Linked DNA regions of Homo sapiens: all the other regions are linked to region 3. A link is an interaction called in ENCODE POLR2A ChIA-PET data of the cell type or tissue named here. Cell type or tissue: OCI-LY7. All regions are shown on one strand. Links, peaks and the distances in the headings refer to the core of each region. The heading gives the core; the rest is flanking DNA.

Region 1 (4,963 bases), core at 360-4,359, 130 kb after region 3:
GAAGGTTTCTCAGTGGCTGCTCAGTGGCTCTGGATCCTCACCAAACTGACCCCTGCCATTGAATGTCCCTTGCCTCTGTGAGTTCATGCATTCATCTCTCTCATCCCTTTCATGCTTCCCAGAAACTCTAATGTCATGTTGGCGCATTTGTTGTACACCTACACGTGGAATCCCGGCTGTGGGTCTCTAGGAAAACGGCCTGGCTCAGTGTTCCAGGTTGTTCCTCCCATCGTTATCATGACCTCTGATGCCCCATCAACAGAAACTCCCGTGACTAAATGCTCCGGGAAGGTGATGCTAATGATGGACTGGTTCATTTGCCTTACTTTTCTTTTCTTTTTCTTTTTTTTTCTTTCAGAATAGCTGGGATTACAGGCGCCTGCCACGACGCCCGGCTAAATTTTGTATTTTTAGTAGAGACAGGGTTTCACCATGTTGGCCAGGCTGGTCTCAAACTCCTGACCTCAGGTGATTCACCTGCCTTGGCTTCCCAAAGTGCTGGGATTTACAGGTGTGAGCCACCGTGCCAGGCCACACCTACAGCACCCAGTATTCCCAGGCAGTCTCCCATCCACGTACTAACCAGGCCTGACCCTGCTTAGCTTCCCAGATCAGACTAGATCGGGTGCATTCAGGGTGGTATGGCGGGAGATTTTTTTTTTTTTTTTTTTGAGATGGAGTCTTATTCCATCACACAGGCTGGAGTGCAGTGGCGCGATCTCAGCTCACTGAAACTTCTGCCTCCCAGGTTCAAGCGATTCTCCTGCCTCAGCCTCCTGAGTAGCTGGGATTACAGGTGCCCACCACCACACCCAGCTAATTTTTGTATTTTTAGTAGAGACGGGGCTTCACCATGTTGGTCAGGCTGGTCTTGGACTCCTGACCTCAAATGATCCACCCGCCTTGGCCTCCCAAAGTGCTGGGCTTACAGGCATGAGCCACCGCGCCCGGCTGCCTTACATATTTACATATTTCCCAAGTGTTCCTAGCTAGGAACTATTGCTGTTACTCAAACTCCTACAGGGAAGGTCAGGGCCTGCTTTGGACAGTTCCAGGGACAGTGACCAGTGCAAATAGTGGGTTGATGCTTCTTTATTTCTTCTTCTCTTTTTTTGAGACAGGGTCTCCCTCTGTTGCGTAGGCTGGAGTGCCGTGGTGCAATCACCGCTCACTGCAGCCTCAACCTCCTGGTTCAGTTGATCCTCCCACCTCAGCCTTCTGAGTAGCTAGGACTACAGGTGCGTGCCACCATATTCAGCTGATTTTTTGTTGTAATTTTTGTGGAGATGGGGTTTTGCCATGTTGCCCAGGCTGGTCTTGAATTTCTGAGCTCAAATGATCCACCTGCCTCAGCCTCCCACAGTGCTGGGATTACCAGTGTGAGCCACTGTGCCTGGCTAGGATAATGTTTCTTCCAATCACAATTGCAATATTATGGATTTTTTTTTTTTTTTTTTTTTGAGACAGAGTCTCATGTTGCCTAGGCTGGAGTGCAGTGGTGCAATCTCAGCTCACTGCAACCTCCGCCTCCTGGGTTCAAGCAATTCTCCTGCTTCAGCCCCCCAAGTAGCTGGGACTACAGGCATGCACCACCACGCCTGGCTAATTTTTGTATTTTTAGTAGAGACGGGGTTTCGCCATGTTGGCCAGGCTCGTCTTGAACTCCTGACCTCAGGTGATCCACCCACCTGGCTCGACCTCCCAAAGTGCTATGATTACAAGCTTGAGCCACCGCGCCCGGCTGCGGTATCATGGATTTACATGAAAAGAAATATACGGTATTAGAACTCTGGGACTTTAAGATGTGCTAGGTAAGATTTCTCAGGTACAGATGAATTGTCTCAGACACAGAACTCTCACAATGCACTGCTGGGGAGACGCAGAAACCCTGAGGTACCCCCTTCCCACATGCTGTCTTCTAAGGAATGACAAGACCTGACCACAACTAGACCCAATAGGCTAACATGACCATTTCAGCTCCATCATGTGAGTGGGCCTTTGTCCCACTGAGGTTTCCCATCACCCTCTGGGTACCTTTCTCCAGTTAAATTTCCATGTTATGAACTCTGCCTTCCCTACCAAGAAGTGTGAATTCACGGCTGGGTGCAGTGGCTCACGCCTGTAATCCCAGCACTTTGGGAGGCCAAGGCAGGATGATCACTTGAGATCAGGAGTTCAAGACCAGCCTGGCCAGCATCGTGAAACCCCGTCCTACTAAAAATACAAATATTAGCTGGGCATGGTGGTGCATGCCTGTAATCCTAGCTACTTGGGAGGCTGAGGCAGGAGAATCACTTGAAACCAGGAGGCAGAGGTTGCAGTGAGCCGAGATTGTGCCACTGCACTCCAGCCTGGGTGACAGAGCAAGACACCTTCTGGAAAAAAAAAAGAAGTGTGAACTCAGACTCCTAGAGACTCCTAGCCTCTCTGCCAGGAGACATGGACACGCTTCCCAGCTCACACCCCTCGGATGCACCTGTGTTAAGCTTTCGCGTGACAGGGACTGGTTGACGGGAGAGGCTCTGTGCACAGATCCTGCTCTGCTGGTACTGCTAGTGGTGGTGACACCTGGCTGCTGGGGGCAGCAGCAGTGGCAAGAGTGAGTCTCTGAGGGCCCATGTTGGGTTCAGCTATGCTTGCAGGAAAGTCACGCCCCTGGGTTCAGGTCTCGGGATAGGCTGTGGCTGTGGCTGTGGCCATGGTCCTGAGAGTTGCCACAGGAAGCTCAGCCTCAACGCCTTTCTTCCGACCCCTCTCAAGGGGGGTTGAGCTTGTGAGTTACCTGAGGTCTTTTTTTTTTTTTTTTTTTTGAGACGGAGTCTCGCTCTGTTGCCCAGGCTGGAGTGCAGTGATCTCGGCTCACTGCAAGCTCCATCTTGCGGGTTCACACCATTCTCCTGCCTCAGCCTCCCAAGTAGCTGGGACTACAGGCGCCCGCCATCACGCCCGGCTAATTTTTTGTACATTTAGTAGAGACGGGGTTTCACCATGTTAGTCAGGATGGTCTCAATCTCCTGACCTCGTGATCCACCCGCCTCGGCCTCCCAAAGTGCTGGGATTACAGGCATGAGCCACCGCGCCCGGCCAACCTGAGATCTTTAGCAAATCTTTTGTGTGTCTGTCTTTTTCTGCTTAAATTAGCCATGGTGAATTCTGTTCTGAGTTTTGTTTTTGGTAACTAAAAATCCTGACCCTTACACATTGGTACCAGGAGTGGTCCCAAGCAACAGACCTTCAGGAAAAGCGGGATATGAAGTTTGTTATCTGAAATGAGTGGGTCTGAACACAGAGAGAATGCATTTCGTGTAGAAGGGTGAGCACCAGGGGCAAAAGTGTCACTTCAGTGAGGACTTTGTCGTGACCTGGACTGTCACATCCATTGAAGGCAAGGCTTTGTGCGGAATGAAAGGGGACAGCCATGGAATGGGATGGAAACAAGAAGGTTAAACTTGGCGCGTTGTTTGGCTGCATTTAGATACACTGGAGGCCCCTGTAGTTCCCGAGCACGATGACTGGGTGTTCACGTGCACGTGTGGGATGTGCCACCCTCTGAACCTTGTTACGATGTTGGCACATTACCCTGGACCTGACCTTGGATAAATAAATAAATAAATAAATAAATAACTACACTGGATGCCAGTTGTGGTGGCTCACACCTGTAATCCCAGCACTTTGGGAGGCCAAGGCAGGCAGATGACTTGAGGTGAGGAGTTTGAGACCAGCCTGGACAACATGGTGAAACCCCGTCTCTACTAAAAATATAAAAATTACCTGGATGTGGTGGCAGGTGCCTGGAATCCCAGCTACTCAGGTGGCTGAGGCAGGAGAATCACTTGAACCCCAGGAGGCGGAGGTTGTAGTGAGGCAGGATCAGACCACTGCACTCCAGGGCGACATAGTGAGACTCTGTCTCAGGAAAAAAAAAAAAAAAAAATTGGCCAGGCATGTTGGCTCACACCTGTAATCCCAGCAATTTGGGAAGCTGAGGCAGGTAGATCACCTGAGGTCAGGAGCTGGAGACCAGCCTGACCAACGTGGTGAAACCCCATCTCTACTAAAAATACAAAGTTAGCCAGGTGTGGTGGCGGGTGCCTGTAATCCCAGCTACTTGGGAGGCTGAAGCAGGAGAATCACTTGAACCTAGGAGGTGGAGGTTGCAGTGAGCCAAGATTGTGCCATTGCACTCCAGCCTGGGTGACAAGAGCAAAACTCCGTCTCAGAAAACGACAACAACAACAACAACACTGGAGACAATAAGTCTTAAGTTTTGGCTTAAGATGTTTTCAAAGAACTGGGGAATTTCTGACTCTTCTGAATGGGAATCTCCAACAATGGCAGTGTGCGGCTGCCGGTCTATGCAGCTTTGGCCACTGGGTACTGTTTACAGTCTGTGACAGGCTATGCACTATTTTGTGAACAGGAGGACTCCCATAAGGAGGACTCCACAGGGTCCAGTGGCTTGGATGGGGCCATGCGGAAAGATCTGGATGACCTGGAGCTTGCTGTATCCCCAACCCACAGAGTGCCCCTTCCAGCAGAAGCTGCCCCCCTTCTGCCTGATGGAGCTTGAAGACCCCATAATAGGCTCACAAGACTGTCACATGTGAGAAGGAGCCAGCTGTCCTCATGCTAAACTCTCACCCCACCTCCTGCCTCCAAGCCAGTGAATGGATTCTAGGCGGTCTTTCACTGAGCTGGTGGTTATTACTTGCCCCCAGAGTCTAACTAATAGATTGCTGCTTTAGGCTCCTGTTGTAACAGGGAGTTCTGCTATCAAAACAGAACAAAATAAAACTGGCTGGGTGCAGTGGCTCACACCTGTAATCCCAGCACTTTGGGAGGCCCAGGCCGGTGGATTATTTGAGGTCAGGATTTCGAGACCATCTTGGCCACATGGCAAAACCTCGTCTCTACTAAAAATACAAAAATTAACTGGGCATGATGGAGCGTGCCTATAATCCCA
Region 2 (4,963 bases), core at 360-4,359, 310 kb before region 3:
GTAAGTTCACCAAGGACTATACGCCAGCATGTTACCTGTCCGTTGTTAAAAGATAATCAGTATCTCAAAGAGTAAGCTTAACTTTTGAATCAGGAATGGATTTGGGGTTAACAAAAAGCTCACTAGCTCACCATTGCTTGTTGGAGGAAATGGTACATTAGGCTGCTTCAGCCGGTAAGAGCTCACTAATCTGGGAGGGTTTGCAGATCCTGGCGGAGGCCCACGGAGAAGTAAATGCTGTCGATACTCCAAACCCGGGTTGATTCTGTGGCTACTGACCAAACCCATGGATGGGACATCTGGAGCACTGCTAACCTCATAGCTGTTAGGGATTCGGACGTGAAGAAGGTCGGAAAATGCAGCCACAACACTGCTAATGTTCTAAAACCAAATGCAAATGCTGTATTATTCACCCAGAAGGCAACAGTGAACCACTGAAGAAAAATACACACTTAGGATAAATCCTCTTTGCATGATACATAGATTCTAAGAAAATCCAACAAATTTTATTTAGACTTAAAGAACCTCAGGAAAAAAATTAGCTCTAACGAACTAATATCCAAAAAAAGAAATTTATAAACAGAAATCCTCATAAAGGGATTCCAATTAACATTAAATATCTAGTAACACATTAAACTATTTTAGATATTGTAACATCTGACAGACCCCGTCAGTTCCTACAGGTGGTCAGAAAGCTTACTTCCAGGGGCTTCCCTCCAGCTCTGACACAACCCGTAAGAACAGACAAAGGTCTTGCTACTGCTGTATTTTGTTGATAACCAAAATATCACATCATTGGACTTCTAGTTTGGTCTCTACTGAAATGTCTTCACAGAATTCAGAGTTAAAAAAATAAAAAATCCTCAGGAAATTACTTATGTTTGATATAAGCAGATGCTACTTGAAGAACATTTCTATTGCTTCTGCAAAACTATTACTGTTGATAAAGTTCTTTTTCATTGCTTAATTTTCTTCTCTGTTAACAGTTACAAAGAAGTTTTTTCTGAGATGGACATGATGGCTCACACATGTAGTCCCAGCTACTGAGGAGGCTAAAGCAGAAGGATTACTTGAGCCCAGTAAGTTTGAGGCTGCAGTGAGCTATGACTGTGCCACTGCACTCCAGCCTGGGCAACAGAAGGAGACTGTGTCTCTATTAAAAAAAAAAAAAAAAAAAGAGTTCTCTAAAGTATACATCCTTTAATAAGAAAATGTGAGCTCTAATTTCCCTTTTTACTTGACGTAGGCTGAGACCAATTCAATGACAAACGATGGCACTCAAAGGCAGCTGAGAGGTCTGCAGTGAGCATCAGCTCTGCTCTCTGACCCTTTATCCTCAGTGATCCTGTTTGTGTGTGTTTTATGGTAGACACCTGACCCATCTTTGAAAATTGGGGACATACTGTTTAACATTAAGAAGTCATTTAATCTTTTACCTCAGCAGCTGTAGGATGCAGAGTAATTGCTACAGATATAAGACCTGATCTGGGACCATTTGGGGAAGGACCAAAAGGTGACGCAAAATATAAAGTGCCTGGCTCAGTTTTGATGTCATTCCTTCTTGATTCTGAACCTTTAAAAAGAGAGAAAAAAAAGAGGAAAATAGTGTTAATGGATTTTCAAAATCAAAATATTTACATTAGTAAATTGGCGTAGTGTAAAGGGAAATAATAAGGTTAAGTGTTGTTCTTACTTTTCCCAGCAGTGCTAGGAAGAATTGGAATGATGGGGGACGGCACCGGTTCTGGAGGCTCCTCCTTGACCAATGACAGATCTGGATACCTGCTCACTTCTACCCCAACCACACTCTCAGGAGAGGATGAGGGAACAAAACTGTCAGGAGTATCTCGATCACCACAGTGATCCTGTATCCTGAAAAAACATAAACACACACATCAAAGTCTGCAAATCCACCACTGGGGGCTTCCTGTACCAACCCTGCTGACATCTGTGAATACAGCTGTAAGGATACTCTGGGCAGCACCTATACGATGAGCAGCAAATGAATCAGCTCAGAGCCACACTGGGAAAAAAATACAAGAACAATATTTAGTTACAAAATAATTTAAATGGTATGTTTCCTTTTAACGAAAGCTTCAGCACCAAAGTTTGAAGACCTGCCAAAGAGGAAGATGTTCTGATTAGCATGTAACATAGAGAGCATGAAAGCACCTTTTCAAAATCCCAGATCGTTGAGCCTAGGGCAGCACTCCTGCAGCTTGAAAAGGAAAGAGCTGCTGGTTGGATTTAACAATAAAAAAGGAAAACTTTAAAAAGACAAAAAAAAAAGGAAAGAGAAGTCCAACACATATGCAATGGTCACACCTGCATTCACCTGACTGGGAAAACAGCTGTCCTACTGCTGCTCTTTACACTGGCAAGATGGGAGAAAACTTAGCCATTGACTTGATCGGCCCTTATTTTTCTTAACTGATAAAGTGAGGTGAGAAAAACAAAAGACTGGTCCCTTCTGTTGAGTTCAAGTTTGAGTCTACCAGGCCAATTGTGAGGTCTCAGACTAAGTTCCACAACCCTGTGGAACTGCTGTCTCCCACTCCTCACGCAGAGAAGTAGCTGTCATGCAGGAGACCCAAGAAAGGCTGGCCTACTGAGGTACAGTAGAAAGAGGACCTGGATCCTCAATTGGGACAGATTATTCTCCACTTCGGTCCAAAGTTTCCCCATTAATAAAGTAAGGGACTTAGGTTAAATAAATGTCTCATCAAATAGAGGGTAGTGGGCAGATTTTCCAAAGAAGAGATAATTATTTGATGAAGTTGTAAGAACCCTCTGGATCTAAAGAGTTGGCTAGCGATCATCTACTAAGGGAACTTGATTCTCCCCAATTAGAATCTTACAGTTAAAGAACTGACACAAAGACATCAAACCCCAGACAGTTCTTAAACTCTCTTCCACGACGGCGTTCTCTGATATAGCAACTTCTGCTCTTTCATTTTAGACATCTACAAACAACAATAAACCCAATAAATCACATTAATACCCTTTAAAGGACAATGATTTCTGAAATATGTTGCATGGAGATTTTCCACTACCTTCATGTCTATTAGATTATTTAATTAGATTAAATAATCTAATACTTAACTGTCTATTAGATTATTTAACTCTCTATATGATGTAGGCTTAAAAAAATGCAAACTAATTATGTTTAATGGTAACAATGTCTTATAAACTTTAAATCCTGAAGATTATTCACCAAATTGTACTCTTCAAATGTTTTTACATGCTATTCCTAAAGACATTATGCCACATACATACATTTATTTTTTTTAAAAGAAGAAATAACTAAGAATTATTTGAGAAAAAAATAACCTGTACCTTAATTCTTCCTGATTGTTATGAGGTGGTGTTGGGAGGGAGGCTGGCACATCAACTGTCTTGGGGCCCTGAGCAAGAGCTCGGGCCAACAAGTCGTCCTGGGGTCTGAAGGGCAGCTGAAATGGTTTAGGTCCTAGAGTTTTGGTAACTGGAAAAGCAAAAACACAAAACCATAAATACATTCAGTCAATATTGATAAATGGGTAGAACTTTACAATTCTATTGCCATTTCACAATACACAACTGGCAGAGGCACATTTCTCCGAGGTGTGAAATTTGGAGGCTATAATCATACCTTCATGGCTCACTAACACTCCGGCTTTTCCAGCAAGTTCTTCAGTTGTTGCAAAACCATTGGCCATCTTCTGACAAGCCATAGGAGGTGGTGTAGGAGGAAGAGAGGCAGGGGGTGTTGGAGGATTACTTAAATTATTCTGCTGCAGGAGACCAAAAAATTTAAATTATATGCTACTGAGCGAATATGCAATGACCTTGCTAAAACGTAGTTCTGTGAATTTTTTGCACATAGAAGCAAGGCTACAGAAATGTAATCAAGATGTATCTTGCACACCAAGAAAACAATACCTACAAGGCCAGGAGGCTTCTTAGTGGAACAGATACTCGTGATTTTATGGACATACCAACTTGCTTACTTTACCCAGCTTGACTACTTAAGCTCTGAAATTAAGAAGCTAATTTCCTTTCTACCTGATTTTATTTATGCAATTCTTCAAGTTTCGTGGTTATAGCTAGTGAAGGATAACTTTAAAATGCAATCAAGAAATTGCAAAATATTATCAAAATATCCTTTAAGTTCTCATTAAGATATGCCCTAGTTCTATGAAAAACTTAAGAATTTCTGGTCTTAAACTTGTAATACAACTCACATCCGAGATATGAGAATCTGGATTGACTAAGACCTTTAAAAGAAGCAACAGTACTAATGCTACTACTAAAGTAACTAAATCATTAATGTAGTTCCTCTTCAGACACCTCTCCCAGCTTAACAGTTATCACCAATTTGTCATTTACTGATTAGTCTCTCAAGGAGAGACTTGGAATCTACCAATAACACCATGCAAATCAAGTGCAAAGTCAAATTACAAATTTTGCAAAGATAAAGAATTTCATGAGGATGATAAAATAAGGTTGGAGAACAGCTTATGAGTTAAGATAGTTTTTTTTTTTTCTTTTTGGAGACAGAGACTTGCTCTGTCACCCAAGCTAGAGGTAGAGGGCAATGGCACAATCATGCTCACTGCAGCCTTGACCTCAGGGTGTGGTGGTGCATGCCTGTAGTCCCAGCTACTTGGTAGGTTGAGGCACTAGAATTGCTTGAATTTGGGAGGCAGAGATTGCAGGGAGCTGAGATTGCACCACTGCAATCTGGCCTGGGTGACAGAGCGAGACCCTGTCTCAAAAAAAAAAAAAAAACCTACAATAGTCTAGGAATTACTTGTAATTAATACCTAAATTATTAGATATACTTAAAATTGTTTAATTTCATTTTTCAAGGTAAACTACTACTTTTTTTAAATCCCCACCATTTACAATGATTTTTGAATTCATTTTAAGTGTTAATAAAGGTTATAAGGAAATAAGGATTTCCACTACCATGGAAGTACAT
Region 3 (4,963 bases), core at 407-4,406:
TCTCAGGTATTTCTTTATAGCAAGGCAAAGAAAGGCCTAATGCGATTTCTCTCTAAGAGGTTGCCTTTTCCTAGTACTTGATTTGCCCTACCAGGTCAGCAACTCTCCTCAAATGTCAGTCAAGGAGAGACAACTTCAATTTATAGCCAACTACCACACCAATCTCTTTCATCCTAAGAACAATTCCCTATGCCACTCCTTAATGGTACACGAAGGGCCATGTCTCAACTACACCTTCCCCATCTTAACAAGAACACGAACACACACACACACACCACACACTCTCAAGTGCCATTATTCATTTTGAACCAAGTAAGCTTATCCTTTGAAGGCACTCTCCATTTCTCCCCTTAATGAGGCATAATTACTACATTAATAATAACACAAATAAAATGCTTCCCATAAGAATAGCATTTCCAGGCGGGGGCGGTGGCTCACACCTGTAATCCCAATACTTTGGGAGGCCGAGGCGGGTGGATCATCTGAGGTCAGGAGTTCAGGACCAGCCTGGCCAACATGGTGAAACCCCATCTCTACTATAAATATAAAAATTAGCCAGGCGTGGTGGACACCTGTAATCCCAGCTGCTTGGGAGGCTGGGGCAGGGGAATCGCTTGAACCTGGGAGGTGGAGATTGCAGTGAGCCGAGATCGCACCACTGTACTCCAGCCTGGGCAGCAAGAGCGAGACTCTGTCTCAAAAAAAAAAAAAAAAAAAAAAAGAATAGCATTTCCAAGCCTTATACATAAACAGTACCTCATTTGATCCTCATCATAACATCAAGGGTAGACATGACCAGTATTATTAGCCTCACTTCACAAAGGAAGAAACTGAGACTCAGACTGTTGTCTCTGGGTATCAGTTTCCAAGTCTGTCCAATGAAGGATTGAGCCCTGTGACCTCTAAGAACTCTTCCACTTCTAAAATTGTATAATTTCCATAATTTGTCTGACATCACTAAGACAGTAGTTAGTGGCAGATTAGGGACCTGAGAGAATGACTTGGTGCCAGGCTGATTCTCCCACAACGTGTTATCTTTGCTGCCAATAGCAATGGCTAACATCAGCTATGCGATATGTCCTGCACTGTGCCAGTTACTCACGAGGCATTGTTATTTATTTATTTATTTATTTATGTATTTATTTATTTATTTATTGAGATGGAGTTTCACTCTTGTTGCCCAGGCTGGAGTGCAGTGGCGCAATCTCGGCTCACTGCAACCTCCGCCTCCCAGGTTCAAGTGATTCTCCTGTCTCAGCCTCCCAAATAGCTGGGATTACAGGCGTCCATCATGCCTGGCTAATTTTGTATTTTTAGTAGAGACAGGGTTTCACCACGTTGGTCAGGCTGGTCTCCAACTCCTGACCTCAGGTGATCTGCACGCCTCAGCCTCCCAAAGTGCTGGGATTAGAGGCGTGAGCCACCGCGCCAGTCCAGAGCATTGTTGAATACCTACTCAGCATTGTCCTCCATCCCGCTGCGTAAATGTATTGAGATTTCAGTTACATACACACTTAATGGAGAAGGCGACACCACCCCTGCTCCAAGGATGTACTCTGATCGACACTTTCCATTCTTCTGGCCATAGTCATTGGGTGACTTGGGGGCTCTGAACTGGAATGCCGGAACAGAAGTACACTCTCTCCTGCTGAACATACATTAGGAAGCACTGGCTTCTGCTGCTACTGGCAGCCTCTCTGTGGCCCTAAGGGGAAGCCTCAGGATTCTTGTTTGGAACTGATAGTTTTTAGCAGCTAAAATCTGAGACGTCTATACCGTATCCTTAAAACTCTGAATAAACAACATAGGCAAAGACAGATGATGTCACTGAGACCCAGAGAGGATATTAGACCTTGCCCAGCATACATTACCTATTGGGGGCCAGTTAGGACTAAATTACAAGTCTCCAGCAACTGACCTAGGGTTCTCTTGGCCTCAGCATGTGGAAGGGGCCCCACGTGCAAAGGTTCCGGATAAAGATCAGACTGTGATCTAGCTGATGAACAGAACCCAGAAGTATGTTTGAGGGGGAGGAAGGAGGAGGCTAAGAGAGGCCTTCTTATGTTCTGCTTTTTTGCCCTGAGGGGATGACACTTAACCACTGCAGAGGCTGCAGCTGAGCCGCAGGGATGGTCACACTGAACCAGTAGTTCTTCCCTTCCCCCACTCTAAACCTCTGCCAAGCAGAGAGCCTCTGAGACTGCTCTGGAGAAAGGGGCTGCCTGCCAACTATCTGCCCACCTGGGGCCAGGGTGAGGGCAAGGCCAGTGGCTACATTCTGTGAACAGCTGGAAAAAAAGTAGGCAACACAGTGGCCTTGGGACAATGGCCTTCCCACTCTCCTTGTCACGAAATAGCAGGATTAAAAAAAAAGGGGGGGAGGATATTTATTTAATCCTTTTGTTACAAATTAAAGTTGCTAATTTGTTTTCAAAAATTGCAGGAAATAAAGTACACGAATCAAAGAAACACAAAATATTTAAAAACAAAATAGCTATTCTCCCAACTTTCTTACTTATAGGTATGTCTATACAATTGTGGCAGAATCCAAAGGGAAGGACAGTTTGGTTAGTCCATTTGGTCACAGCAAATGTACCTGTTCATTTGTTCATCAACGATTTGTTGAGCACTCACCTTGTGCCCTGAAGATACAGTTCAGAAAAAACACCGAAAAGGCCCCTGTGTCCAGCAGCTCACATCTTAATGGTGGAAGGGAGATGAAGGAGAACAGACCATAATAAGTAAGTAAACAATGATTTCAGACTGTGCCAAGAGCTCTGAGGAAAACACGGTGATATGATAGGGAGCGGGGAAAGGTACTTTAGGTACAATGTCAGAAATGCCTCCCCCAGGCCAGGCGAGGGGGTGCAAGCCTGGAATCCTAGCACTTTGGGAGGCCGAGGTGGGTGGATCACTTGAGCCCAGGAGTTTGAGACCAGCCTGGGGTTTCACCATGTGAAACCCAGACTCCACAAAAAAAAAAAAAAAGACAAAAAAAATTGGCTGGGTGCCATGGCTCATGCCTGTAATCCCAGCACTTTGGGAGGCCAAAGCAGGTAGAGCTCAGGAGTTCAAGACCAGACTGGCCAACATGGTGAAACCCCGTCTCTACTAAAAATACAAAAATTAACTGGGCACCATGGTGGGTGTTTGTAATCCCAGCTACTTGGGAGGCTGAAACAGGAGAATCACTTGAACCCAGGAGGTGGAGGTTGCAGTGAGCCGAGATCATGCCACTGCACCCCAGCCTGGGTGAAAGAGCAAGACTCTGTCTCAAAATAAATAAATTAATTAAATTAAATTAAAATTAAAAAAATTAGCCAGGTGTGGTGGTGCATACCTGTAGTCCCCACTACTTGGGAGGCTGAGGTGGGAGGATCACTTGAGCCCAGGAGGTCAAAGCTGTAGTGAGCCGAGATTGCACCACTGCACTCCAGCCTTGGAGCCTTGGCAACAGAGAGAGACCCTGTCTCAAAAAAAAAAAAAAAAAAAAAAAAAAAAAAGAAAGAAAGAGAAAGAAAGAGAAAGAAAGAAAAAAGAAAAAGAGGCCAGGTGCAGTGGCTCATGCCTGTAATCCCAACACTTTGGGAGGCTGAGGTGGGCAGATCACTTGAGGTCAGGAGTTCGAGACCAGCCTGACCAACATGGCGAAACCCTGTCTCTACTAAAAATACAAAAATTAGCTGGGTGTGGTGGCAGGCACCTGTAATCCCAGCTACTAGGGAGGCTGAGGCAGGAGAATCACTTGAACCTGGGAGGCAGAGGTTGCAGTGAGCCAAGCATGGGCGACAGAGTGAGACTCCATCTCAAAAAAAGGAAAAGGAAAGGAAAGGAGGAAGAAACGAAGAAACGAAGGAAGAAAGGAAGAAAGAAAGAAAAATAAAGAAAAGAGAGAGAAGAGGGAAGGGGAGGGGAGGGGAGCAGGGAAGAGAGGAGAGGCTGGGCCCAGTGGTTCACACCTGTAAGCTGAGGTGAAGGAGTTTGAGACCAGCCTGGCCAACATCGTGAAACCCCATCTCTACTAAAAATACAAAAATTAGCCAGGGTTGGTGGCACGTGCCTGTAATCACAGCTACTCAGGAGGCTGAGGCAGGAGAATCGCTTAAACCTGGAAGGCGGAGGTTGCAGTGAGCTGAAATCGCACCATTGCACTCCAGCCTGGGCGACAGGGCAAGACTCCGTTTCAAAAAAAAAAAAAGGAGAAAGAAACAAAGAAAGAAAGAAAAATGCCTCCCCAAGGTGACAGACGAGCTAAGCCAGGCGAAAAGTCTAAAGAAATTCAAGTGCAAAGGCCCTCTGGCAAAAAGGTCTTGGCAGAAAGGTGGTCAGTGTGCCTGCTGCACTGAAACTGCTCCTGTAAGGCAGGGATCCTATAAGGTAGGCCTTGAATGTCATGATGGGGAGCTCGGTTAGGACCCCCATGATAGGTAGGAAGGCAGCTGGAAAGAGCAGTTCTGCCATTTTTACGGATACATTCATGAGCCATGATGGGTCGTCCTGGTGGACCTCTGGAGCCTGACCTGGGTCCACGTTTGAGGTCTCCGACTTTAGTGACCCTGGGAAAGTTACTTGAGTTTCCTCATTTGAATAGCCAAGGGTTTCTCGTGTTTGATGCCAAATGCCTTGTGCGGGGATTGGCTCCAAACCTCAGCCTCATCAGTCAATTTATCCTTACGTTCAAGAGCAGCCATTTACAAAACGAGCTCAGAAAATTAAAAAAAAAATACAAACTTTAAATCGCCAGAATACTGCATAAACTAAAAGTAGGCCGGGCGCAGTGGCTCACGCCTGTAATCCCAGCACTTTGGGAGGTCGAAGCGGGCGGATCACCTGAGGTCAGGAATTCGAGACCAGCCTGACCAACATGGAGAAACCCCGTCTCTACTAAAAATGCAAAAATTAGCTGGGCATGGTGGTGGGCGCCTGTACTCCCAGCTATTTGGGAGGCTGAGGCAGGAGAATT

Evidence for each region. ChIA-PET counts read pairs that join two places held together with the same protein. Peaks named below come from ENCODE experiments on the same cell type or tissue, not always from the same donor. Only the 100,000 strongest peaks of a DNase experiment are listed, where the experiment ranks them.
Region 1: POLR2A ChIA-PET joins it to region 3 with 8 read pairs; 3 of 35 experiments call an interaction of 5 or more read pairs at or near these places.
Region 2: POLR2A ChIA-PET joins it to region 3 with 6 read pairs; 2 of 35 experiments call an interaction of 5 or more read pairs at or near these places.

Annotation. Positions count from the first base shown.
Region 1 is chr7:152,592,439-152,597,401 of GRCh38, forward strand. LOC124901846 (small nucleolar RNA U13) reads left to right here and starts at 3,485; the gene lies at 3,485-3,592. It also overlaps the pseudogene RNA5SP250. In OCI-LY7, for the core only: no CTCF peak of the experiment used is centred there; no DNase peak of the experiment used is centred there.
Region 2 is chr7:152,152,574-152,157,536 of GRCh38, forward strand. KMT2C (lysine methyltransferase 2C) reads right to left here. Exons shown (of 59, transcript NM_170606.3): 45 at 3,632-3,773; 46 at 3,337-3,484; 47 at 1,694-1,872; 48 at 1,437-1,573; 49 at 132-381. Among named protein-coding and RNA genes, the nearest start is that of GALNT11, 130 kb to the left of the region's middle. In OCI-LY7, for the core only: no CTCF peak of the experiment used is centred there; no DNase peak of the experiment used is centred there; H3K27ac peaks cover 335 bases.
Region 3 is chr7:152,457,959-152,462,921 of GRCh38, forward strand. No RefSeq gene overlaps it. Among named protein-coding and RNA genes, the nearest start is that of LINC01003, 3.7 kb to the right of the region's middle. In OCI-LY7, for the core only: no CTCF peak of the experiment used is centred there; a DNase peak (open chromatin) is centred at 2,153.